Linked DNA regions of Mus musculus: regions 1 and 3 are each linked to region 2. A link is a loop called in an ENCODE intact Hi-C map of the cell type or tissue named here. Cell type or tissue: left cerebral cortex. All regions are shown on one strand.

What was found. Hi-C counts contacts between places; a loop is a spot of excess contacts. Peaks named below come from ENCODE experiments on the same cell type or tissue, not always from the same donor. Only the 100,000 strongest peaks of a DNase experiment are listed, where the experiment ranks them.
Region 1: it touches region 2 in a loop (2.9-fold over the local background); 4 of 42 quality-filtered maps call a loop at or near these places.
Region 3: it touches region 2 in a loop (2.3-fold over the local background); 2 of 42 quality-filtered maps call a loop at or near these places.

The regions. Positions count from the first base shown.
Region 1 is chr3:146,765,173-146,773,172 of GRCm38, reverse strand. The region is part of intron 1 of Prkacb (protein kinase, cAMP dependent, catalytic, beta); the gene reads left to right. Among named protein-coding and RNA genes, the nearest start is that of Prkacb, 44 kb to the left of the region's middle. In left cerebral cortex, a CTCF peak has its summit at 3,048 (motif pointing left); DNase peaks (open chromatin) are centred at 5,232, 6,133, 6,277, 6,701 and 6 more places; H3K4me3 peaks cover 4,778 bases; H3K27ac peaks cover 5,379 bases.
Region 2 is chr3:146,516,240-146,524,239 of GRCm38, reverse strand. Rpf1 (ribosome production factor 1 homolog) reads left to right here and starts at 2,817. Exons shown (of 9, transcript NM_027371.3): 1 at 2,817-3,071; 2 at 4,797-4,853; 3 at 6,434-6,514. The coding sequence starts at 2,844. In left cerebral cortex, CTCF peaks have their summits at 3,799 (motif pointing right) and 5,116; DNase peaks (open chromatin) are centred at 2,781, 3,462, 3,791, 5,062 and 1 more place; H3K4me3 peaks cover 1,970 bases; H3K27ac peaks cover 1,556 bases.
Region 3 is chr3:146,911,947-146,919,946 of GRCm38, reverse strand. Ttll7 (tubulin tyrosine ligase-like family, member 7) reads right to left here. Exons shown (of 21, transcript NM_001357217.1): 9 at 6,559-6,717; 10 at 4,158-4,252. Among named protein-coding and RNA genes, the nearest start is that of Ttll7, 64 kb to the right of the region's middle. In left cerebral cortex, a CTCF peak has its summit at 4,926 (motif pointing right); DNase peaks (open chromatin) are centred at 1,393, 1,883 and 4,928.

The DNA of each region.
Region 1 (8,000 bases), 250 kb before region 2:
CTGCATCGTTTTCTCTTGTGTGTGACTTAATCCCCTAGTGTTGTGTTCATCACGCACCTTCATGTGGGCTGTGTTACCACTCTTGCAATAAGCACGTTGACTGACTGGGCATGAAAGGAGGAACTCAGGTGCATAAGTGGAAGTCAGTGAGAGCTGTTGTTGCTTGTTTTTTGGGCAGGGTCCATTCTGTTATAGCTGTGTTAAAATATTTTTCTTAGTAGGTGCCTTTGGTTTTTAATGACTTTATCTGATAACAATCTATTTTAGGATATGATTGACATAATTCTCTAGTTAAATAGAACTTCTTTGAACCAATAAATGTCTTATCTAAATTTGATTATTATTATTTTCATCTATATTGCATCTGTACATTTTGAACTCTTACCTAGCAGTTTAAGGTTTGATACCACCACATACACAGCCACATATATAAGACTGTGTATAACCATTATATGTGTATATATGCATGTAGGTGCACATACATGTTTCCTCTTTAGTTTGCTTTTTTGGTATTCTTTGTCCCTTCCTGTCAGCTTACCCTTTAATGGCATTTCGTTGTCGTCTGAAAACTCCACTGTGCATTTGTACTTAAAACACATGTTCTCTATTATAATTTCTCCTGGAATTTTACGTTTGTGGGCGATCGTTTTCCTGGATGTACAGTTATTACTGGGCAGTTTTGTTTCTTGTTTCTTCTAGCATTTCAAAATATCATTTCACTGTCTTCTGGCCACTCTTAGTTCTACTTGCGAAGTTAGCACTCAATTGAATTGTTTTTCCTTTGTACATTAGTACTGGTTTTTCTCTTGCTACAAATTAAGATTTCTTCCTTTGTCTTTATTGTTCAGTAACTTGAATTTGAAGTGTCTAGGTGTAGGTGTCTTTGTGTTTGCCCCAGCTAGCATTAGCTTAACTGCTAGCTTCACCTGCCTTGTAGACTGGGGGCTCTTCTTTCAGTAGGACATTGTCAGTCACTGTTCTTTTAAACGTTTCCTCTTTCCTCTTGTTTCCTCTTAGATGTATGTTGAGCCCTCAGATTGGATGCCTGTGTGAGACTTGTACTTTCCTTGGAGTTTGTTCTTCATAGTTACTCATCTATCTTCAGCTCACATTTACAGGGTTAGGGCCATTTTCCTTCTGAAATGGGGTGTTAGTATTAGAGTGAGTTTAAGTTTTTCTATTAATTTGTCAGATCTCTACTTTTTGTTTTTTCATATTTTTCTTTTCTGTACTGACATTTCCATCTGTATCATTCTCATCAAGTCCTTAAACAGTTCCCTTTTATTTCATCTAACATTTCACTAGCCAGTTGCAAATACTTTTTAGCTGTACATAAATGCCATTCCTGCTTGTTATTCTCATCGTGAATGATGTATGTTTGGACAAAAATCAGGGGCTTAAAATAAGGTATTTGTAGTAACTCTGTATTCTATTTAATCTTTTTCCTCCAAGGACTTATGTTTTCATTTCATGTTCAGCATCTTTAGTCCAGTTTGTAGATTGAATGTCCTTCATGGTATGTGCTGCACATCTCTCAATTCTGATTTGATGTTACCCTGAGTCCCAGAACTCAGTGTTGTATGCTATCTGAAATCATGCTGGTGGGCCACGTGATCAGGAAGTACACATTTGGTCCATAACAGTTTTAAATTTTGGATCTCAAATGGGGCTCATAATGCCCTGTGCAGCCATTTCCTTGCTAAAGCTCTGTCTAGACCATCAGTGCTGCCTGCCTCTGCTTGGACATTCGGCTACTGGAGCTGGGCAGTATTCCTGATTCCTTCCACTTCACTTTTTTTTTTTTTTTTTTTTTTTTTTTTTTACAGTGTAGAGTTTGGGTCTCTGATGGTGTCACTGCTAAGCCTTCCAGACCAAGCTGGAGGGATCTGAGCAGACAAGAACACCTCAGACTTGAGTATTTTTACCCAGAGTCCAGTACTGCCTCCTAAAATGCTTCCCAGCTTGTCTGTAATGGGCCTGTACCAGAGCAGTGCAGGTCCTTTCCTGCACCCCTGTCCAGCTCTGTTGTTTCTTGGGGAGGTTTGCTGACTGACTGTTCATCACAAGTGCCGCCTTTTCTGGCAGCTTTAAAGGTGCAGATTCACCTGCTGAAGTTCTGCCTCAGCCCCAGTTCTCTAGTCCCTTCCTCTTACCAGTGCTGCAAATCAGAGGTCTCTGAGATTAGAACACCCTGCTCATCATGCCACCCAGCCTACCCACCTTGCCGTACAGTCTGTCCTCAGAGTACTGTATCATGAGAGGAATGTCACTCTTGGATAATGGTTACTAGTAAATTTGTTGTGTGTGGTCTTTTAAAAATAATATCTTGGTAATATCAGATACTCAATGCTGAATTTAATGGAAATTTACAAGTGCTATTCCCTGATTTTCCTTTATAAAAGAAGATTTAGATAACATTACCCCATGGTACAGAATGTTTAAATAGTTAACATTTGTGCCGCAGTATAGCTTTTGGCTCGTGAAAAATGAAAGCTGTCAGCGATCTGGGCAATAAGATTCATCGCCAATAGTCACTAGCAACAGCACACAGCACTTGAGTCTCCGTGAGGTCCGCAGCAGTAGGAGCTGCTGTAATGAAAGGCATTTAGGCGCAATCACTCTGCTGTCGTTCCTCGCTGGATCCAACATGGGCTTGTGTGAGTATGTGAAGCAAACAGCATTTAAAGATAGGCTTGAGCGGTGTGGGAAGAGGGTAGCTCAGTGCTTACATGGAGAGAATGTCGTAATGTGGACATCACGCTACCCTAAAATAAAAAGGTAGTTTATTTGCTTTAGTTGGTTAAAGCTTCAGGAAAGCTACCTCTTGGTTAGAAGGAAACTGATAATGCTGGTCTAATGTTGCCGTGGTAACAGCTCATGCTGATAGGATTGAGAATATCGTATACATCCTGGTTTGCATTTTCTCTCTGCCATTTTGAGTTATTCTGGAGGTATATGAAGGAAGCTAGGATAGCTAGCTGGGGAAAAAAAAGCTAAACCTCGTTACATAAAACATCTTTGGCATTATTCTCTTATCTAGTAGTACCTCCTACTGGGCATTTGGGCGTTGCTTTGGGGGCTTTTCTTTTAAAACAAAAGAGAGCTCTTGGTTTTCGGCTGCCTGCTCCAGCGTATGTGTTTACACCATCGCTGCCTCCAGAGATTAGCATAACTCCCTTTGCAGTCGGGCTGTTGTTCTGAGCAATATGCTCTGGAGACATTGCCTGTCATCATGAATGGTGAGTTGGTCTCGGAGACTTTTCAACTATATATTTTTAAAAAATATTTAGTTGTACAAGGAAAAATATTTTGTAGACAAGGTTATTAAAGCCAGAGCTGTGGTAATGACCTTTGTGTTGATGCTTTTAAAGTAGGCATTATTGTAAAGAGCCCGGGAGAGCCATTAGGAGCTGTAAACAGCCAGTGCTGACAGCTCCAGCATGCCAGCTCTGATTGTCTCTATGGTTGATCTCTGTTCACTAGAACTGCTCTTGTTTTCTGTATTGTAAAGATAAGGAGAATACCTATATACTGCAAAGGAGGTTTTTATTTTAGTATTTGGTGTTCAAGATATCCATATTTAACATAACTTTAATTACTTTTGTCATCCAAATACTATTTTTTGTTAGGTTCTTTTGGGCACTATTTTTTAAATACTAATTCTGAAAATAAGATGCTGCCAAAATTGTATTGATTTTTTTTTGAGGGTTGCTTTTAATTGTAAGTAGTTTAAAATAGTGAATTAAGGATGAAATAAATATGTATGTTTTGGCTTTGGAGGCTTTGTTAAAATTAGTTTGGGAAAATGATTTATGAAACTAAATCGCTTGTGAAAAATTTATCTTTTGCTATGACTGTTTATTTTTCTTAGGATGTTCAAAAGTGCTTTTATTTTTATTTTTTTTTCCGAGAAAATCTGCCATAGTGTGTACTGCAGCTTACCATAGGGCAGGAGCTGTTCACTTCAAGCAAACCTGCAGCTAAAAATAGACACACTGTTGTCAGAGAGAGTGTTTGCTCAGAGCATCACTCATTAGCATCTCTGCTGAGCCGGAAAGGGCTGGTCCAGGTGTCCCTTATAGGGGGAGCATTATGTGGCCCTGTGATGACAGGGTTCTTGCCTAAGACATGTAGGATTGGCTTCTGGATCAGAAAGTTTTTTTAATGGTATAGTGAAGGCATTCAAAGCCAAAGAACCTTGTCGTCATAAGTAGAGATGGCTTCATTAAAGGGAGGAAATGCTCTTTATCCTGCTGCAATCTAAAATTACCTTCATGTTACAGAGTGGCGTTTGATACACAAGGAGTTGTCTTACATGAAAATGTGAAGAATTGCCTGGACGATTACGTTCTTGTTTCCAGAGTAGATTTTCTGATTTAGTCCTTGAAATTTGGGCTGATAGTGTGAAATCAATGTGTTGACATTTCTTAGAATTCTGCAGATATGAAAGCTGGTTATCATGCTATTCATTTATTTGGATAAAGCTATGTTTCCTTTAAAAGTTTGCACATAGCCTTAGAATCTTTACCAGCCACAGTGGTGCTGTTGGATCTGGCCAGCTGGTGTTTGAGTGGGGGACATCGCTGCTGTTCCTTTCTCGTCCTGAGCTATGGCGGAAAGGTTTGTGTGCTTGGTCATAGTTGCCTCCCGACAGCCCTTTCTACCACACACGTGTGCTGGTAACAAGTAGACATTGGCTTCTCCAAGGAGGTTCAGTCCTAAATAAATTCATTCCTGCTGTGACTTGAGTGCTCTAGCCATTTAAAGTATGGGAAATTATAAGTGTGGCTTCATTAATAAAAATAATCAAATATTGGGCCGTTTTATCTGAGTCTAAAATTATGATGAGTTTCTCTATGTGGTGCATACAGCTATGTTTATGTGGAAATTGCTGGAAAGCTTTCTTTTTTCCTTCCTGGTAATTCTATGTTCTTCTTCTGTGAGAATCTATCTGCTCTTGGCCCTCTCAGCGCTGCATTGTCTGAGTGATCTCATTCCTGCCCACGCCTCAGTCACTACCTGAGACATCCATTACAAGAGTCAGCTTCGTCTTTCTCCCTTAACATCTGTCCCTTTATCTCTGGTCCTCGCTTCTCTTAGTGACTCCATAACCCGCATGAGAAGAAAAGCAAGAATCTAGGGTTGTTTGTAACTTGTCACCCTGGTTGTGTATATGCTCATTTAGTTCCATTGACTGTACATCAGGAGTTTTCTCTAGGCCCAATAACACTAGGAAGGCCTTTAGAACTGGGCATCAGTCTCTTTTCAGCGGCCTTACACTGACTGGCTTCATGTTTCTGCCTCTTCAGATGACTTTTCATACTGAGTTTTAAATTGAAATAAGTCCATTTCTTAATACAGTGTGAAACTTGCAATTCTGGAATTGCAAATCTGGAATCTAAAGATTAAGCTCCTTAGCAAGTTAGGGGAGATCCACCTGTGCGTCATGTATGAGTAATGACCTCCCATAGTTATATTCCTTGTAGAAATCACACAAACAATAATAGCTTTCAGTATCTCCATTACAAACTCTGAAGGTGATGTTGCTATACTTTCAAAGCACAAAAGCGGATTATATATTTGCCTGTGAGTCTCTGGATCTTAAGTGAAAGCTATCCCTTGAGGACTTTAATTGTTCTCATCTGCTCTTTCCTCTCTGGCATCGAAAGATTGCTTGTAAATGGAAGAAGAGCCTTGGCTGCCCCCTTGTAAGTTGCTTTCATTTGGTGAGGATTTTCTCTTGTTAAGCAAGTTTTGTGAAAACATTGTAAAGGAGTTCTCCCCAAATTCATCTGGGTTCCATACGGCCCTCCGACTAGACGACATGGCACAGCATGCACAGCGATAGGTGCTGTTGCCTTCCGAGGCAAAGGAAGAGCTAAGCTTTGACAAGGACCAGCACTGGCACTGGTGAAGGAGCCTGGAATTAAAACACCTTTCTCCACTTTTCTTTCTGAGACCACGTGATTTCATTATTTTCTCTGTGCCTGGTGTTCTATCATCACAGCATGTAGCAGGTTGCAGTGCTGTTTGTGTAAGATGGAGCTGAGTCATCTGACACATTGAGTTACTGTGCACTCCTGGTTCACATACCAATTCCTATTCGGAAAACCGGAGCCAGCAAGCTGTGGAGAAGAAACACCAGTCAACAGGTCCTTTGTTACAGCTGATAAGGGGAGCAAGAGCGGGTCTTCTGTACACGGTGGGGTGACTAGAGAGGATGATTTTGCATTCTGTTGTTTCAGTGGAAGAAGATTTCTTATGATCTCACTGCAAAAATAGGCAGGAGGAGACAGATCCGCTCACTCTGATTTGCACATCACACAGGACATCCACTTATGGAAACATCATGTGACACACTGCAGATATGTACAAATTCTAGGCTGCTCGGGGAGCCTGCTTCCTGGTGCAGCTCACTGAGCGTCAGTGTGAAGAAAAAGCACTAAGTAATGGTTCTCGGAAGTGTGTGGACCTAAGCAGGAGTGAGCAGCTGGTTCACGCCCTCTCCTCTGTCTGACCGAGAACACATGAGCCGAACACTGAAAGCGCTGCTTTTGCCCCCAGTGAGGACGGACCTCTGTCCGATGAGGACTGTTCTAGAGCGGATTGTGCTCTGGATTACTTGCCTTCCAGTAAGAGAAGCAACCATTTCATCCTCACTGATTTCCTGGGATGAAGCTTGTGAGGAAATGAGTGCAGGACAACACTGCCTGTTGCTTCTGTGCTCCTCCTAGCCCTGTTGGGACAGCCAGGAATTCATTAGGTCATGGCAAATTGAAAGGATGGCCTTTGTTTTCTGGATACAACAGGGCTCTCCCTTGCTGTGCTGGCACCAATACCAGCAAGTTCCTTGTGATCCTAGACACTTGCACATTTCTTTGTTGTTGTTAATGAGTCTGAGTGTTTTGCCTGCTTGCATGTATGTGACTACAGCGACCAGACATCAGATCTCCCTCAGGAAATGGAGCTTCAGATGCTTGTGAACCTCCATGTGGGTGCTGAGAACTGAGCCTGGGTCCTCTGCAGGAGCAGCCAGGACTCTTGACTGCTGAACATCTCCCCAACCTCTACAACCACATTTCTGAAAGTTGCTGGATTATTTAATTAATACACATACATATGCGTATACAGAGAAAAATATCCAGAACTTAATTTTAATAGCACCTATATAGAAAATGAGAGATCCAAAGAAAAATACACTATGTTGTTTTAGATCGTGTGTAAAGATTTTAAAACCTTCCCATTGTTTGTGGATAAATAAGCAAAAAAAGAAAAGAAAGGAAAGTGGAGCCTATAAAAAGGGTTACACATGATTAAAGGATAAAATCACAGCCTTCAATAGGAAAAGAATGAACTTATATTCAGAAATATGTGTTTAAAAAACTACAGATAGCATCTAAATTAATTCTTCAATGTTTTGAGTGAACATAAAATCTATGAAATAAGACAGAGGAAATAATCCTGAAGGGACTGGAGACATGGCTCAGCAGTTATAAGCCTTTTCTGCTCAGTCGTAAGGACCTGAATTCAAGTGCCAGCATACAATCGTCTGTAATTCCAACTCCCAAAGATCCATGGCACCAGCACACTTATGTGCATGTATATGCACACATACACATAGGCATTTGCATACACATTCATAAATAAAGTGAATCTTTTAATAAGAACAAGGCTGGGATGAAAAAAGGGGCTGAAAATAAAATAGAAAAGAAGCATAATATTATGATAAGGAAATATGATGAGAAAATTCATGTGGTGCTTGCAAGATAACAGGCAAGCTGAATTAGATCAGGGGAGTGTATACTGCTCATTGTAGGAAAGTAAATGAATGAGGTAAAGAGCCAGCCTCATGAAGGTAATGGGTAAGATCAGACTTAATGTGTATAGCCTGGGAGGTGGCTCCATGAGAAAGAGTGTGTGCAAGCATGAGGGCCTGAGCTAAGATCCAAGACCCACATAAAAGCTCAGCATGGCTTCATGAGCCTGTAACCACAGCACTG
Region 2 (8,000 bases):
TTTGAAAGATACAGTTAACCAATATCTTTCAAATGATCAGTAAATGCAGCTACATAGCACACATAGGTAAAAGGCAAGAGCAATACATTTTAATGTATGTAACAGACTATTAAAAGGTCATTGATATAATTTATGGAATTTTAGGGTGTTTTAGAGACAGAGTACTACTATATATCACTGGGTAGCCTGGAACTCACTGTATAGATCAGACGGGCCTTGAATTCACAGGGACCCACCCATCTCTGCCTCCCAAGTTCTGGGATTAAAGTTGGGCTTCACTATACCCAGCTGTCATGACAAGTTACCTTTAAAAAGCTTGCCACTTGCCAATTTTTGATGCAGTACCAAATATCAATAATTGTCTGAAATATCTCTTAGATATTCCTTTCTCAACTAGTTGCAAAATTAAGGCTAGATTTTCTTCATGTATTTCAACAAAGATTTCCTATCAATAAAGACTCTACGCAAAAATAGCTTTAATCCAGCTAAAAGTCCATAAAACAATATGACTCTTTGCAATTGTTTTTTGTGCTACAAAATGCAGTCATTTTCATAATGTATATAAATTCTTAAATAATGATTTTATTGCTACTATACGTAAATATATGCAAGCATTATAAGCCCTAATTTACATTTTTGCTTGTTTTGACAGTTATAACCACATAAAGTTTTCAATAACTTTTAAGAGTATTCTAAGACCCGAGATAATTAGCATAAACTAAATATTATTGTTTATTACCTTACATTTAAAATGTTTGTGTCTCTTGTCTGATCACAATGTATAGGTTAAATCTTAGAGAAAATATATTCTCATTGATGGATTTCCAAGTACTAGGACTACTTGGTAATGGATATATATACATTCTGGGGAATGTTTTAACTACACAATTTTATCAATGTGTACACAGCATAGTGTGTACTTACACAAATATTGGTGGCATATGGTAATCACTCAGCATGGTATTTTGATTTAATCAAGAGATATGATAAAACAGGAGACATATGAGTTGTACAGGTGTAACATGGCACACTGTTTTACAGAAACAAAAATGGAAATGGGAATACAATCTAAAAATTAAAAGTGTAGGAAAGCAAATATTTAAGCCAGCACTATTACATCTGCCAGTTAACATACAAGGTTTGTTGTTGTTGTTGTTGTTTTTAGTGTTGTCAAGGAATGAATAGTATCATAATCGTAATGTTGTAATTTTATATGACTGTCATCATGGTGGATTTACACCAGCATTGCCACAAACATAAATTATGTTCTGCTACAACTTAACAACAGTTACATCACTAACCAATAGGATTGGTTTCAGCTCCGTGGTGACTGGAGACCTGTAGCTGAGATTTCTCACTATGAAGTAACTGCCTACTTAGTGGCTCCAACAACAGACTTGGAAAGTGTCTTGGTTTACGAGTTTTTGTTCTATGACTATAAAAAAGGCTTTAGGAACCTGCTTCTACCTTGGAAAAGGGAATTTTGGGATGCCTGAACCTATGTTTCCAGGCCACTCATATTTGGCTCCAGAATAAACTGTCTCATTTTTCTCTAAGGTGAGAGCTGTGCGAATACTACCTTTGTTCAATTCATTAACATTTCTCACTCCACCCATCTTCCCTTAGTTTCTTCTTAAATAATAATAAATAACTTTTAAGAATTATTTAATGTAGCCGGGCGTGGTGGCGCACGCCTTTAATCCCAGCACTCGGGAGGCAGAGGCAGGCGGATTTCTGAGTCCGAGGCCAGCCTGGTCTACAAAGTGAGTGCCAGGACAGCCAGAGCTACACAGAGAAACCCTGTCTTGAAAAACCAAAAAAAAAAAAAAAAAAAAAAAAAAAAGAATTATTTAATGTATATGAATACATTGTAGCTGTCTTCAGATACACCAGAAGAAAGCATCAGATCCCATTACAGATGGTTGTGAGCCACCATGTGGATGCTGGGAATTAAGCTCAGGATCTCTGGAAGATCAGTCAGTACTCTTAATCACTGAGCCATCTTCCCAGTCCCCTTAAATAATTATTATGAGTATTGTTTTTTATGTGTAAATCAAGGAGACTGTAAATTCAGCTTTATGACAACCACTCACTTAGCATCTACAAAGCCTGAGTCAGGGCCGTAGCGCCTTAAAAATAAAGCAAAATGCCTGATCATTTTCTCCCTCAAAATCCACCAAGAGGACTACATCTTACACAAAACACAGCGTCTTTACAAAACCCTCACAGAATCTATTCAACTTCAAGCCTCTTCTTCTCTCCTAAATTTTCGTCTGACTTCTGGTGTCTGTGGTGTTTGAGTGGTAGACTAGTTTGCTGCTGCTAAGGGGCCTCGCAGCTGGCCGTTTCCATTGTCTGGTAGGCGTTATCAGTTTATCTCAGATGAAAGGATTTTCCTGCATTGCTGCATAAGCATTAAGTCTGAGACCAGTGAGAACGTTGGAAGTGTGATGCTTCTTTGCTCTCTTTTTAATCTTGTTCTGTTTAGAAATTGTTCTATTAGAAATAATGTACAGTCGGGAACGAACTCTGAATTTTGACACTTTCTTTCTTTCTTGGGGGGAGGGGAGTTCGAGACAGGGTTTCTCTGTGTAGCCCTGGCTGTCCTGGATCTCAGGCTGTAGACCAGGCTGGCCTCGAACTCAGAAATCCGCCCGTCTCTGCCTCCCTAGTGCTGGGATTAAAGGCGTGCGCCACCACCAGCGTCCAGCCTTGGCACTTTCTTACATAGCTAATCCATAAAGCAAAGCGCTAGTTCCGGAACTTGGCGGCCCCGGAAGTAAAACCGTATGACCCGGGTCAAAGACAGAGAGCACTTCCGTTTCCGTACAGCCGTAAACAACATGGCGAAGGCCGGCGAGAAAAGTGTTGGTGGCGGCAAGCGAGGCTTGAAGAGGAAAGCTGCCGCTGAAGAGCCTCAAGAGGCTGCGGCCGCGAGCGATGGGACGGCGGAGAGCGGGGTGCAGCCCGCGAAAGCGGCCGCCTTCCCCCCGGGCTTCAGTATCTCGGAGATTAAGAACAAGCAGCGGCGACACTTGATGTTCACGCGGTGGAAACAGCAGCAGCGGAAGGTACGCGCGCGGGGTTGGCGGGGCACGAGCGCAGGGGCGGGGCCGGGAGCGCGCGGGGCTGGGGGGGGGGCGACGTGCGCGCGCGGGGTTGAAGGGGCGGGGCCGGGGGCGCGCGGGGTTGAAGGGGCGGGGCCGGAGGCGCGCCCCCAGCCCCTCGCTTGGCTACGGGGTCCCCAGCGTCAGCCTTTTGCCGGATGAGCTTGGCGTAGGGGAATCCGGCCCTTGCCTGCTCCGTGGGTTGCACTCTCTGGGAAGCCGAGGGATTTGGAACCGACGATCCAGCCTCTGGCCGGAGATGGCAGAGGGTCCGCCCCCTGCCTTTGCGCATCCCGCCTGCCTAGCGTTGGTGGTAAACTCCAGGTCCTAAACGTGGCCCCAGACTCTTTCAAGGAACCATTGGTGAAGTTTCAGCACTGTGAAGTGTCTGTCATAGCTGTGTTTGCTCTCTTCCGCCTTGTGCTCGCACTGAAAACTAGACAGACTTGTAAGTAAGCCTTGCCCAGGATCATGAGGCTCATTTGTGTCTAAATTACAATTTTAAAAATTCCCTATTACAGCATACACAGCAACTAACACATGATTTTATATTTGTGTTCTCTTACTGGAGGACCTTGGCTGGATCTTTTCGTAAGTGCTAGGTCGCTACTGGAGTTCTTTTTATTTATTTATTTATTTTTTAAAGATTTATTTATATGAGTGCACTGTAGCTGTCTTCAGACACACCAGAAGAGGGCATCAGATCCCATTACAGATGTTTGTGAGCCACCATGTGGTTGCTGGGAATGAACTGAGGACTTGTGGAAGAACAGTCAGTTGTGGAGGTTTTTTGGTTTTTGTTTTTTTGTTTTTTTCAAGACAGGGTTTCTCTGTGTAGCCCTGGCTGTCCTGGAACTCACTTTGTAGACCAGACCTCGAACTCAGAAATCTGCCTGCCTTTGCCTCCCAAGTGCTGGGATTAAAGGCGTGCGTCACCACCGCCGGGCTTGATTTGCAATTTTGAGGGAGGAATGTCCTAAAAGCCTTTTTTTTTTGGACTGAAGATCAGTAGGCACTACAGAATGTGTCAGACATTTTGTCTAGATTCAGGAGATTATAGTGTATACTAAGTAACAACTGAACATGTTTGCAACTTCCTATTGACCTTAATAGGTAGTTTTGGTTATAACCTATAAGAATAACTAGTGGTGACCTTATTGGAAATGTCCTGAGAACTCATCTCCCATTTCTGTCTATTTTCAGTGCTTTTCAAGAGAAGTAACCATTATACCCATAATCTTTAGAACGCATCCACTAGGGGAAAATGTACTTGTTCATTCATACGTTTAATTAATTGGAAGTATTATAGTAAAAAATTAAAGTTACTGAAAGTTTAAATGTTCAGACTTAATGTTGATTTGATGGAAGCAAAACAAAGAGCAAGCTCTTTGTCAAATGAATCTTCTTGATTAGCCTGCCCATTTGTAGTTCAATATTTTAGCTATTAAAGAAAAATCGATAAGTCTAGTTGTGAGTGGGAGTATGCACCTGTAATCTAAAACACTAAGGAGTCTGAGGCAGGAGGATGGTCAGTCAGAAGCAAGCCTGGGCTATCTAAGCAGACCTTTAAAAAGTTTCATGTGCTTATTTTAAAAGGTTATAGTAATTTCTCAGAGCTGACTTGTAGTTTCAGTATGAGTTTATGAAATAACTACTGGTTTCTCAATATTGTTTGCTTTTATCTCAAAGGAAAAGTTGGCAGCTAAGAAAAAACTTAAAAAGGAGAGAGAGGCTCTTGGCGATAAGGTAAGTAAGGTTTATAGCCTTGTATTTTGTCTTATGAAGTATTTCCTGATACTGTGTTGGTTTCTTCTAAGACATTTCAGATGTATAAAAATAATGTACTAAATCCCTTTGTACTCTGTACCCAACTTAGCAAATAGTGGTGACAACTCGTCCCCTATTCTCAGTAGCTCGCTCAGATGGAGTTGCTGGACTTCCCTGAGCTGTGCCTTCCTAGGTGCTTTGTGTGCAGGTGGTAAGCGCGGTGTGCTCAGGAGGCAGGGAAAGCTCTCCCTGCTGTTGGAACTGGGAACTCCCACTTTAGGCTTGGGGTTTAACTCTTGTGACTTGAAGCTAAAAGAACTACTAAATATTCCTGCATTGTTACAAGACGAAAGTTTTCGTTTTTTAAAATTTTTACAAATATGCTTAATTCATAATTTAGCGTGTAAGATTTTTAAAGCCTATGGTTCTCCTCCCCTTTACCACCTATAAATACCAAGTGAGAATAGGATTTCTGAGAAAGATAAACATATTCAGGCTGTGTACAGACTAAGCATACTACTTTTCATGCACTGTCCAAATAGGATCAGTTTAAAACATCTAAAGTCATCAATATTAGATTATTTTGACCTTCAGCATTCTAATACATCATATAATCTTATCATCGGATTGCAGCAAATTCATGTGCAGGCCGGCCTTTAACACATCGCTGGCCCTGGGTTGGGGTGTATGTAGGCTTTCAGCTGGTATATACCACACCCTGCCTAACTGAACACAAAAAGTCAGATTTTGGACTGAAAGATGACTTCCTGGAATTATCTTTAAAGATTACATAAGAGTCAGCAAGAGAACTCGGTAAGGTAAAGGCACTTGCTGCCAAGCTTGGCCAGCTGAGTGTAATTCTAGAGCCCACTGGGTGGAAGGAGAGAACCAACTTCCACAACTGCACACCTTACACACATCCACATCGCCCATCCTGAGTAGCACCTCAGTTCACCGTTCCTTCAGGTCACTGTGTGGCATCTGTGTGTTCTCCTAGTTCTGCTGTACTCCTTGCAAGTATGTTGATACCATAAACTCGGCGGCATGATAATTCTGCATTATCTGGTCATGTGGTATGCAGGGTGTTATCTTGATGTTTGTTTCCATTACAAATGGCCACCACATAGACAATTTATTTCTTTCCATAAATTAACCCCAAACAGAATTACTGGGTCGCTGGATAGACTTGCCACGTTTCTGAGGAGATCGCGGGAAGTACAGAAACAGTCACCTGGATTTGCAACTAACTAAACTTTTTTTATTTCCATTCTGCTGACTCCCTTTACTGTTAGATATTATTTTAGACAGGGATAATTTTTGTGATTCCTGTCTTAGTTTTAAGTCACTTCATTCTGTATTTACCACGTATGTCTTCTCAGATTGTTAAGGGGTAGTGTCATTGCCCCCACTCTATTCCTAGGATTTAGTAACAGTGGTTGTGGATGGAAATAAGGACAGGTTGTTCTGAGGTTATTTGAAGAATGTCTTGTTTCCCCACAGGAATGTGAAGTTGTTAATATAAACTGCTTCTAACACTCGGTGTTTCCCCTCTTACTTAGGCTCCACCAAAGCCTGTTCCCAAGACCATTGACAACCAGCGCGTTTACGACGAGACCACAGTAGACCCCAATGATGAAGAGGTAATGTCAGAAACCAAATGTGAATGATCACCCTTGGTGTGTTGCTGTTTGACGTCGTGGTGGTCGCAAGATGTAGATATCTCTTCTCCCCTTCCTCATTGTCTCTTTCCCTGTCTCTGTCGTTAGGATTTGTCTAGAACATCTGATAATGCACGCAGTGCACCAGATGATGCAGTCTGGGGACCTGCATACATTACTTCACTTAGGTCTTCTTAAATATTAAAAATATGGTTTAGTAAATTTTGTATCTTCTCCATAGTGGTTTTACGTAAGTCTTCTTGGAGCTGCTCCTGCTGCCCTGCTTCAGTTTCCCTCTGGCACATGCGTCTCTGAAGATGGCTTTGTTTGCTAGTTTGTAAACATAACGCTTTGTTTGCTAGTTTGTAAACATAACGTTGATTCGAGGGTAGTGGTCCTCTAACCATAGCTTGCCTAACCTGGCTTCTTGTAGTTTATCTAAATATTAGCTTCATTTTACATTTTAGATAATTATTTCTCCAAAGACAGATTTATTTCTTGCTTTATTTTTTCTTTTGTTCTGACTGGAACTTCTGCTGTAATGTTGAGTGACTAGAAGAGGCAGTGCAGGGGTCCTTGAGTGTTCCTGATAAGAATCCTGCTGGTACCATCTCCTTGATGTGGATGTCGTCAGCAGTTTTTCTTATGCTTTACAGAAATCACACTTAGGCTTGGATCCATCATGAATGACCATAGAACCCTTTTTCTGAAAATGCTGAGATGCGTATGTGTTTGTTCCACATATTACCTTAATGCATCTATGGGTTCTCTAAAATTAGTTGAAAATAAGTATCTTGCATTCTTGGGATAAACTTATTCTGGTTATGATATTCATTATTTTTATACGTTGTTTTGGGTTGTTGATTTGAACTCATGACTAAAATTATAGTAATGTCTCCTTATGATTCCTAACATTTTTTCTCCTTTAAAAATAAAACCTCGTCGTTTTATCGTGCGAATAGAGATCATCCTGTAGCAAGGAGAGTGGGAGGAGGAGGAGCTAGGCCGGCCTCTGTTTGAAGAAAGCCCGTGTTTATTCTAACATTTGCTTTTCGTCAGTCTAAGTTTGTGTTCTCTCAGAGTAGTTTTTCTTTTATCTTTTCTACTGAATTTTGTTTCATTTCTATCTCCCTCTTGTTTCCTTCTACTTTCATTGAGCTTCCTCTATTTTTCATTTATCTATTTGCTCATTTTTTATTTTCTTTACTATGAGCCATAAAATTCCCTTTGAGTATCATTCTCAGCAAATCCCACAAGCTTGAAAATGAGCTGCTTTCACTGTTATATTTAAATCAGTTATTTTTATAATGGAATATTTGTTAATCATTTATTTGTCTTTTCAATTAAAAATTTTAATTGGCATGTTCATAAGTCCATAATTTAATATGTTTACATACCATTCCTGATGATTACACTGTAGTAATTAACATTTACATCTCAAATATCCTTGTGTGTGTGAGAACCTTCA
Region 3 (8,000 bases), 400 kb before region 2:
TCACACCAGTCAGAATGGCTAAGATCAAAAATTCAGGTGACAGCAGATGCTGGCGTGGATGTGGAGAAAGAGGAACACTCCTCCATTGTTGGTGGGATTGCAGGCTTGTACAACCACTCTGGAAATCAGTCTGGCGGTTCCTCAGAAAATTGGACATAGTACTACCGGAGGATCCAGCAATACCTCTCCTGGGCATTTATCCAGAAGATGCCCCAACTGGTAAGAAGGACACATGCTCCACTATGTTCATAGCAGCCTTATTTATAATAGCCAGAAGCTGGAAAGAACCCAGATGCCCCTCAACAGAGGAATGGATACAGAAAATGTGGTACATCTACACAATGGAGTACTACTCAGCTATTAAAAAGAATGAATTTATGAAATTCCTAGCCAAATGGATGGACCTGGAGGGCATCATCCTGAGTGAGGTAACACATTCACAAAGAAACTCACACAATATGTACTCACTGATAAGTGGATATTAGCCCCAAACCTAGGATGCCCAAGATATAAGGTACAATTTGCTAAACACATGAAACTCAAGAAGAATGAAGACTGAAGTGTGGACACTGTGCCCCTCCTTAGAATTGGGAACAAAACACCCATGGAAGGAGTTACAGAGATAAAGTTTGGAGCTGAGATGAAAGGATGGACCATGTAGAGACTGCCATATCCAGGGATCCACCCCATAATCAGCATCCAAACGCTGACACCATTGCATACCCTAGCAAGATTTTATTGAAAGGACCCAGATGTAGCTATCTCTTGTGAGACTATGCCGGGGCCTAGCAAACACAGAAGTGGATGCTCACAGTCAGCTAATGGATGGATCACAGGGCTCCCAATGGAGGAGCTAGAGAAAATACCCAAGGAGCTAAAGGGATCTGCAACCCTATAGGTGGAACAACATTATGAACTAACCAGTACCCCGGAGCTCTTGACTCTAGCTGCATATGTAACAAAAGATGGCCTAATCGGCCATCACTGGAAAGAGAGGCCCATTGGACAGGTAAACTTTGTATGCCCCAGTACAGGGGAACGCCAGGGCCAAAAAGGGGGAGTGGGTGGGTAGGGGAGTGGGGGTGGGTGGGTATGGGGGACTTTTGGTATAGCATTGGAAATGTAAATGAGCTAAATACCTAATAAAAATGGAAAAAAAAAAACGCAGCAATCACCGTCAGCAGCATTCACCGTTGGTGGACAATGATAAATGCAGGATCTGAGCTCCAGACGGGACCCGAGCCAACAGAACCCATCTCGATCTGTTTGTCACTTCATACGTACCCGGTTTGTGGACTCATTCATTCACAAGAATGAGTGAAACTGACACAATGGAAAGAGACATGAGACACAGCAGGGGGTGGGAAGCAGTGAACAGGAGGTGAGAGGGCGGAATGTGCAAAGCCAAACTCAGTGAGCCTGGCCAAGTGCCAGAGAGGCACAGGGAATCAACACTGGAACAGCAGACAAATGCCAGAGAGGCATGGAGGACCGACTCGGGAGCAGCATAGTATTAAACGCTCAGACCTATAGCCCATGAACTAGTCCTAAGTGAAAAGACGAGCATTTCATTTAACCTAATCTAATTCACAAATATTTCAGACCTGGGGGGCTCGTGAGACTGTGGTTGTCCTCTCTGGACTCAGTCTTTACGACTGTGGTAGAAGACTCCCAGGGGATGAAAACCTTTGTGCGAGAACTTGAGCATAGCACAGCTCAGTCTTCTCTGATTGCAGGAGGAAGGAGTTTCTCATTGGTTCTCATTGGTTCCACACATGGGGCCTGAGCAGGGCTCACGTAACACCTGTTCTCTCTGAAGATCACAAGCCTCGTGCTTCAAAATAGTGTGTGAGTTCCCACGCCCTCTGCCTGAGCTTCTACTTCGACAGCCTGAGCTACGGGCTCTTCTGAATTTCCTTAAGATAAAAACACACAGGCTGAAGAGTGGACTTGGAGATAGAGATGGAGGCGTGTCATAGGGAGACGACTGTAGCAAGATCTGAGAAAGCTCTAACTGTGAGGAGAATGCATCAAATTAGAAGTTAACCAGGCCCAGGAGAGACAGCACAGAGCAGAGCAGAGAGGAAGAAACGATGTGACAAGCCTTGCACAATGCAGACTCTGAAAGGGAGGGGAGGATTAACTCAAGTCAAAATAAAGATTGTTATTTATAGTGGAGGATGCTCTGTGTTCCAAACAGCAAGGAAAAGCATCCGCCTCGAGTAGGGAGCGGACAAACCATGAGCAAGAATGGGCAGGAGATGTGGAGAAAATAATGAGAAAACCTTCAGCCTAGCACGGCTTGGAGAACATAGGGAAGGATTAAGATACAGGAGCTATATATAAAGTTTCGTCACAGAAGCTTAGCCCTGGTATTTAACAATACCCCATTTGGGGTTCCTAAGAAGAAAGACAAATTACTTAAGGAGAGAAAAGCTCCCTCTGGCAGTTAGGTGGGAAAACGGAGCACTCTGGAGTCATACAGCAGCTCTGCCTGGGTGAGAATGAAGTCTGTAACACTGAGTACAAGGCAAGAAGTCCCCATGGTTCCTGATTTAAGTCACTATGATGTGCTCAGCACAAAACCAGCTCAGAAACACACGTGCCGTGTGCCGTGGTGCCCTCCACGGAAGAGGGAAGCCAGGTGTGCAGCACGCGAGTGCTCTAAGTATTAAAACCTGTGTTGCGTCCTGTGGAGAACAAGAAGGTATGCATGGAAGAACCTCCATGCTCATAGCGTTAGCAATGTCTTGCCCCTTAAATGATCTGACCTCTGAAATGACCGAGAATATCCACAGATAACTTCTGAGTCAGTATCATCCTTTGTAAAGCTAAAGATGCACCAGGGACACCCGTGGGTTGAACATGTGGCGCTGTTACATTTGAAAATTTCACGTAGAAAGCATCGCTGACATAATCTAAAGTCACGGACAGGGTACAATGCAGGTACGTGCACCTTCTGCCCCGCAACAGAAGCCAGGTGCCAGACGTCATGTCATTTTCTCGTCTTGCTTTCCCAGATAAAACTAGGTCTCAATAGCAACTGCTAACTGCTAGCAAATACTTTAAATAAAAGGATTCCTTAATGTATTCCATAACCTTTCAAGACATCATTGATTTAAAAAAAAAAAAAAAGGCGTAAAATCACTGGTCCATCTTCAGGGCCCTGTAGTCTCGGGTGCCATGAGCTGTGTTTCCCAAGGCAACAGTCGGGCACACAGCACAGAGCAGCTAGGTTAGATAGCTTCCTCTCTCTCTCTTTTCATTTTCCCTTGAGGACACAGGTTTGCTGTGTGTATCCAAAGCTGGCTTCAAACCCGCAATCCTCCTGCCTCCTCTAGTCAATCCCTATCAGAATGGGTCAAAGCCGTTCCTGTGTGATAGCATAACAAATACCGGGCTCCATGGCCCTGCGCCCTCCAGGCGGCTCGCCCCTGCCCCGGCATGTCTCCCCTCAGATCTTTCTTCCTACTGTCTGCCAGCTCATCTCAGAAGCAATGACATCTTTTCTCTTTTTATGGAAGCCAGACAGAGAGGAAAGACCCATGAAGGCAGAAATCCGTTATAAGGTTTCCCAAGTGGCTCTGGTGTGTAACTTTTCTCCAAGGAGAAGGAAGGTAAGTCAGAGGGTCTCCTACCACACCAACACCACGCCAACCTTGTACTTGATGGTAAAGACTGTGATTTAATGCAGTTACCACAGGTGCATAGGGCTGTGTGGGGCAGCAAACGCAGTGGACACAGGGAGATGAAAAGGTGTCTTAAAACACCGTAGGTTTGCAGGATAGCATGAAGAAAGCCGAAATGAAAAATACAAAATATAAGAGATTCACAGTGCAAAGTCAGTTTCTCACATGAGTGACTTATCTGTACCAAAGGTGGTGAGCCCCAGCCAGTGGGGCAAAGACTCACCTGATGTGTGTGGGACCCAGTGAATGTGGAGAAAGCTCACCTTGTACTTGAGGGACCCCAGAGAGTCGGATAATGCTCACCCAATGTTTGGGGGAACCACAGCAAGCAAGGAAGAGGGTCATCTGGTGTTTGAGGGAGTTCCACAAGTGGGGGAAAGGCTCACCCAATGTTTGGGGTACCCTAGCAAGCAGGAGAAAGCTTCACCTAATGTTTGGATGACCCCGGCGAGTGGGAAGATGTCTCACCTGATGTTCAGCAGCTTCAGCGCGTTTAGCAGAACCCCCCTTTTAACATCATAATCGATTTTCTGATCAGTTCCAAAGCTTGGGGCTCGATTAATCTGAAAATTACAGAGAAAACAATAAGCTCGGTTGAACGTTGGAGATCAACACCTAATCCAGTTGTGTTTCATAAATGTATGTGGGATTTCCAGTCATGAATCTCTGAGCTCTCTATGGAAGATGCTCTGGACCTCACCGCCATACCTGTCTTTCCATTACCCTAGGGAAAAGAACTATAGAAAACCATAAGCAAACATCTACTTTTCCACCCACAGGCTTAGTGTTAATTGCCAGCATTAAGCTGACCACTCTCTTCAACCACTGACTCTTCCCATCAAGTCTTAGGAAAGTTAAATGCAACTTACCTTGTAAGTTGGGAAGACCCATAATAGAGAGATTACCAACATAGTAATAGCAACACATGTGTGTATGCTTAGGATGCAGGAACCACCAGCTCCCTCGGTTCACCACCCAAGATCTTCCTGATGAATTCTATTGCTTCCTAAAATATAAATTTAGTTTCTCTCTACCTAACTCAATAGTGAAGCACTACCCTTCTGCAAGGATCGGGTCAATCCCTAGGAAAACATTCCTAAAAACACACTGGACACAATTTTCCATCCTGAAAATGTTCTCAGTGCTTGGAAATGTCTTAAGTTTGCCGATCATTGCCCAGATTCTACGCAGCTAGAAGTTCTCCTCCTCAGACACGCCCTCCACTTTACTCCACACGGTGGCGCCAGAAGGTCTTGAACGCTGCGGGTGAGACCCACAGCGTTGTCAATTGGCAGCAAGCTCTCAAACTGCACACTTAAGAATCTAAACGTGCGCTATACTCACAGACAGCAATGCTACGGGGTTTTTGTTATTAACTATTCTGAGCTGAGTAAGGTATAAACAATGAAGGATAAGGAGTAAAAATATGTTTATGAGGAGGTTTAAAAAGTCTGTAGAGTCCAGCTGTTCAGTAAGCTGTAACCTAGCTAACTCAAAGCTCCTATGGGCAAAGGCTTTTTACCAAGGTTATGTCACATTTTATAAAGTTCTTATTCCAGAAATCCTTTCATTTCCTCCTTTGTGAAGCATAAGAGTGCCTTCGTTCTTCTAGCCATCAAGGATAAATGACCAGGACAGGCGCAGAGGAAAAGTCGGCAATAGTCAGGGAATGAGTCCCAGGGTCAACGTGTTCAATCTTGGGAACAAAAATCCAGCCCTTCCTAAGACACAGTCAAGGACTCTTCCATTCAGGAATGGCAGATACAGAGGAGCCGAAATGACTCAGACAGGTCTCATTATTAGGGTCCAAGCTGGACTAAAATTCCAGCTAGCAGAAAAATGAATGTCCTTGAACATACAACACAGGCTATTTGCCCAGAATATATGAATATACTTCTCTCTGTCTCTCCCTCACTCCAATTCAAAATGTGTACTTTCCTTCAAAATACGGTTTGAATCACAATCTCACATAGCACTCATTCAGGTTGCTTACAAAAACCTGGAGACTATGATGCAATTTCTTACGTCAAACAGCTACCCTAAGAGGGGGACAAACCTCTGGAAGGAAAGGCCATGGTTGATTCTAGCTTCTGTGGCAGTAGGTTCCTTAAAATATAACTCCTTCTGGAAACACAGTTCAAATATGTGCTGCTTCCCTGACAGATGGCTACAAACAGTATGGAGTAGCCCCAAGAAGGCAGGCTCCTTCTGTGAAGCCAGATTGGGGGTCCCAGAGAGAACATCTGGATGGGGGTCAACTGGACAAAGAAAGATCCTAAGGTGCCTCGGGAGTAACACAGATAGATATAAACGTGACTGGGCAGGACATAAACAGAGATTGTTTGTATATTCTGTACATGGTTCCATATGTTAAGTGACATTTTATAATAAAATTAATAATGACAAGAGGGTACAGGCAGCAAACCCAAAGACACTCGGTTTTCAGAAATATCAGATGGCTGTGAGGGAGGATGTATGTCCCCTGCAGTGTTAAGTACTGGGTACTGAAGAGTGAATCAACAGAACCCTCTCTCTCCATGGAGTACTTAAAGACACAGTAAAGATGGGGGCCAGAGGCAGTGCCCACCCAGAGGAGATACAAGATCCACTGTCCAAGCAGCCAATAACTCAGCGTCAACAAGCCCACTCTACGGTAAAGTGGAGATTCGATAGAAAATCCTATCAGCCTTGGGAATGTTCTGGCCCTGGAATTTTCATTCACTCCCTTCCACATACTCCATTCAGGCCTCATTCCAGCCAGCAAGCTGGGGACACCTGTGCCAAGTACACATATGACAGATGGGTTTTAAACACATATAAGGACTGTGACGGCTTGATTTATTTTGACATTTCTTAGAGAACCCCTTACCTCCAGAAGCCATGGCTTGAGCTTTCTATCCAACAAGATGTCGAACCCCAGGACTTCGAAGCAGACACTTTCGCTCCCGGGGGGCTGACCGGGTCTGCACATCCGGTAGGCGTGCAGGACGTGAGGTTCTGCCACAATCAGAGTCTTTACCACCAACTCCTGTTGAGATTGTGATAAAAGGCATCGGCATGCTTTTTTTGGACATAGTTTCATTTTTAAAAATGACCTAGGGAAAACTAGCATCCTTGGTGGCTTCATGGCGCTCTTTGGCACCGCCCCCCCCCCCAATCCTGCTCTGCCCTCATTCCCCAACCCCAGCTCTGCTCTTTGCCCACCTATCTCTCTGCCACACTCTCTGAGTCTCTCTAGTTGGTGGCACTTCTTCCCACTGAGGCTCTGTGCTGTTCCATCTTCCTGGAGCATCTTCCCTTAGATTCCCATGCCATCCCAGACAGGACTTCCACAACCATCTTTGAAGCACAGGCATGCTTGAAATGCATCCTACTAACTACCTAGGGCATGCAACCAATGGATGCTTTTCTATCTGTTTGAACAAGACACTTGTACTTCTTTTTTTTTTTAACCATCCCAGTGTCTATAATAGGACCTGGCATTGGAGATGCTCAAAAGCATTTATAAACAAAGAAGAAGAAAAGGGAGCATAAGCTAGTTCTGTACAAATGGAGAAGAATTACAAGGAAGAAAAATTTGAGGGAGGGTGCAGCATTCCCCAAATAGCCTTTATTCATGGCACTGGCTTGTACTCCATAAAGGTTTCCCTGAGAACAGAATACATCCCAGCTATCAGTTCCCAGAAAGCACACAGCAGCTCACAATCATCTAACTCCAGGTCCAGGGGATCCAATGCTCTCTTTCATCCTCCACAGGCACCAGCCACATACAGTATACATACATACTCTCTCTCTCTCTCTCTCTCTCTCTCTCTCTCACACACACACACACACACACACACACACACACACACACACACACACGTTCAGGCAAAATACTCATACACATAAAATAAAAACAAGTATTTTTTCCAAGAGGAACCACACCATGGACTAGGGAAAGCAAGTGATTTTCCTGGCTTCTGCTTACATTGGCTTCTTAACTCCTTCTGTCTGAGAACGACAGCAAAGACCTTGACTCTCTGGGTCAGACATCACAGTATGCACCTGTAGTGGCTATTCCTGGTTGTCAACTTGACAATATTTGGAATGAACTACAATCCGGAATTGGAAGGCTCACCAGTGACCCTTATCTGGAGGCTTGGAGATCCTTATCTGGATCTTGGTTTGAAGATCTTGAGCCATAGTGGCTATGGATTCCAGAAGATTGAATCTCCGAGTTTAAGGAACACACCTTTAATCTGGGCTACTCCTTTCATCTGGGATTAAAGGTGTGGTGGAACACACCTTTAATCTGGGCTACACCTTCTG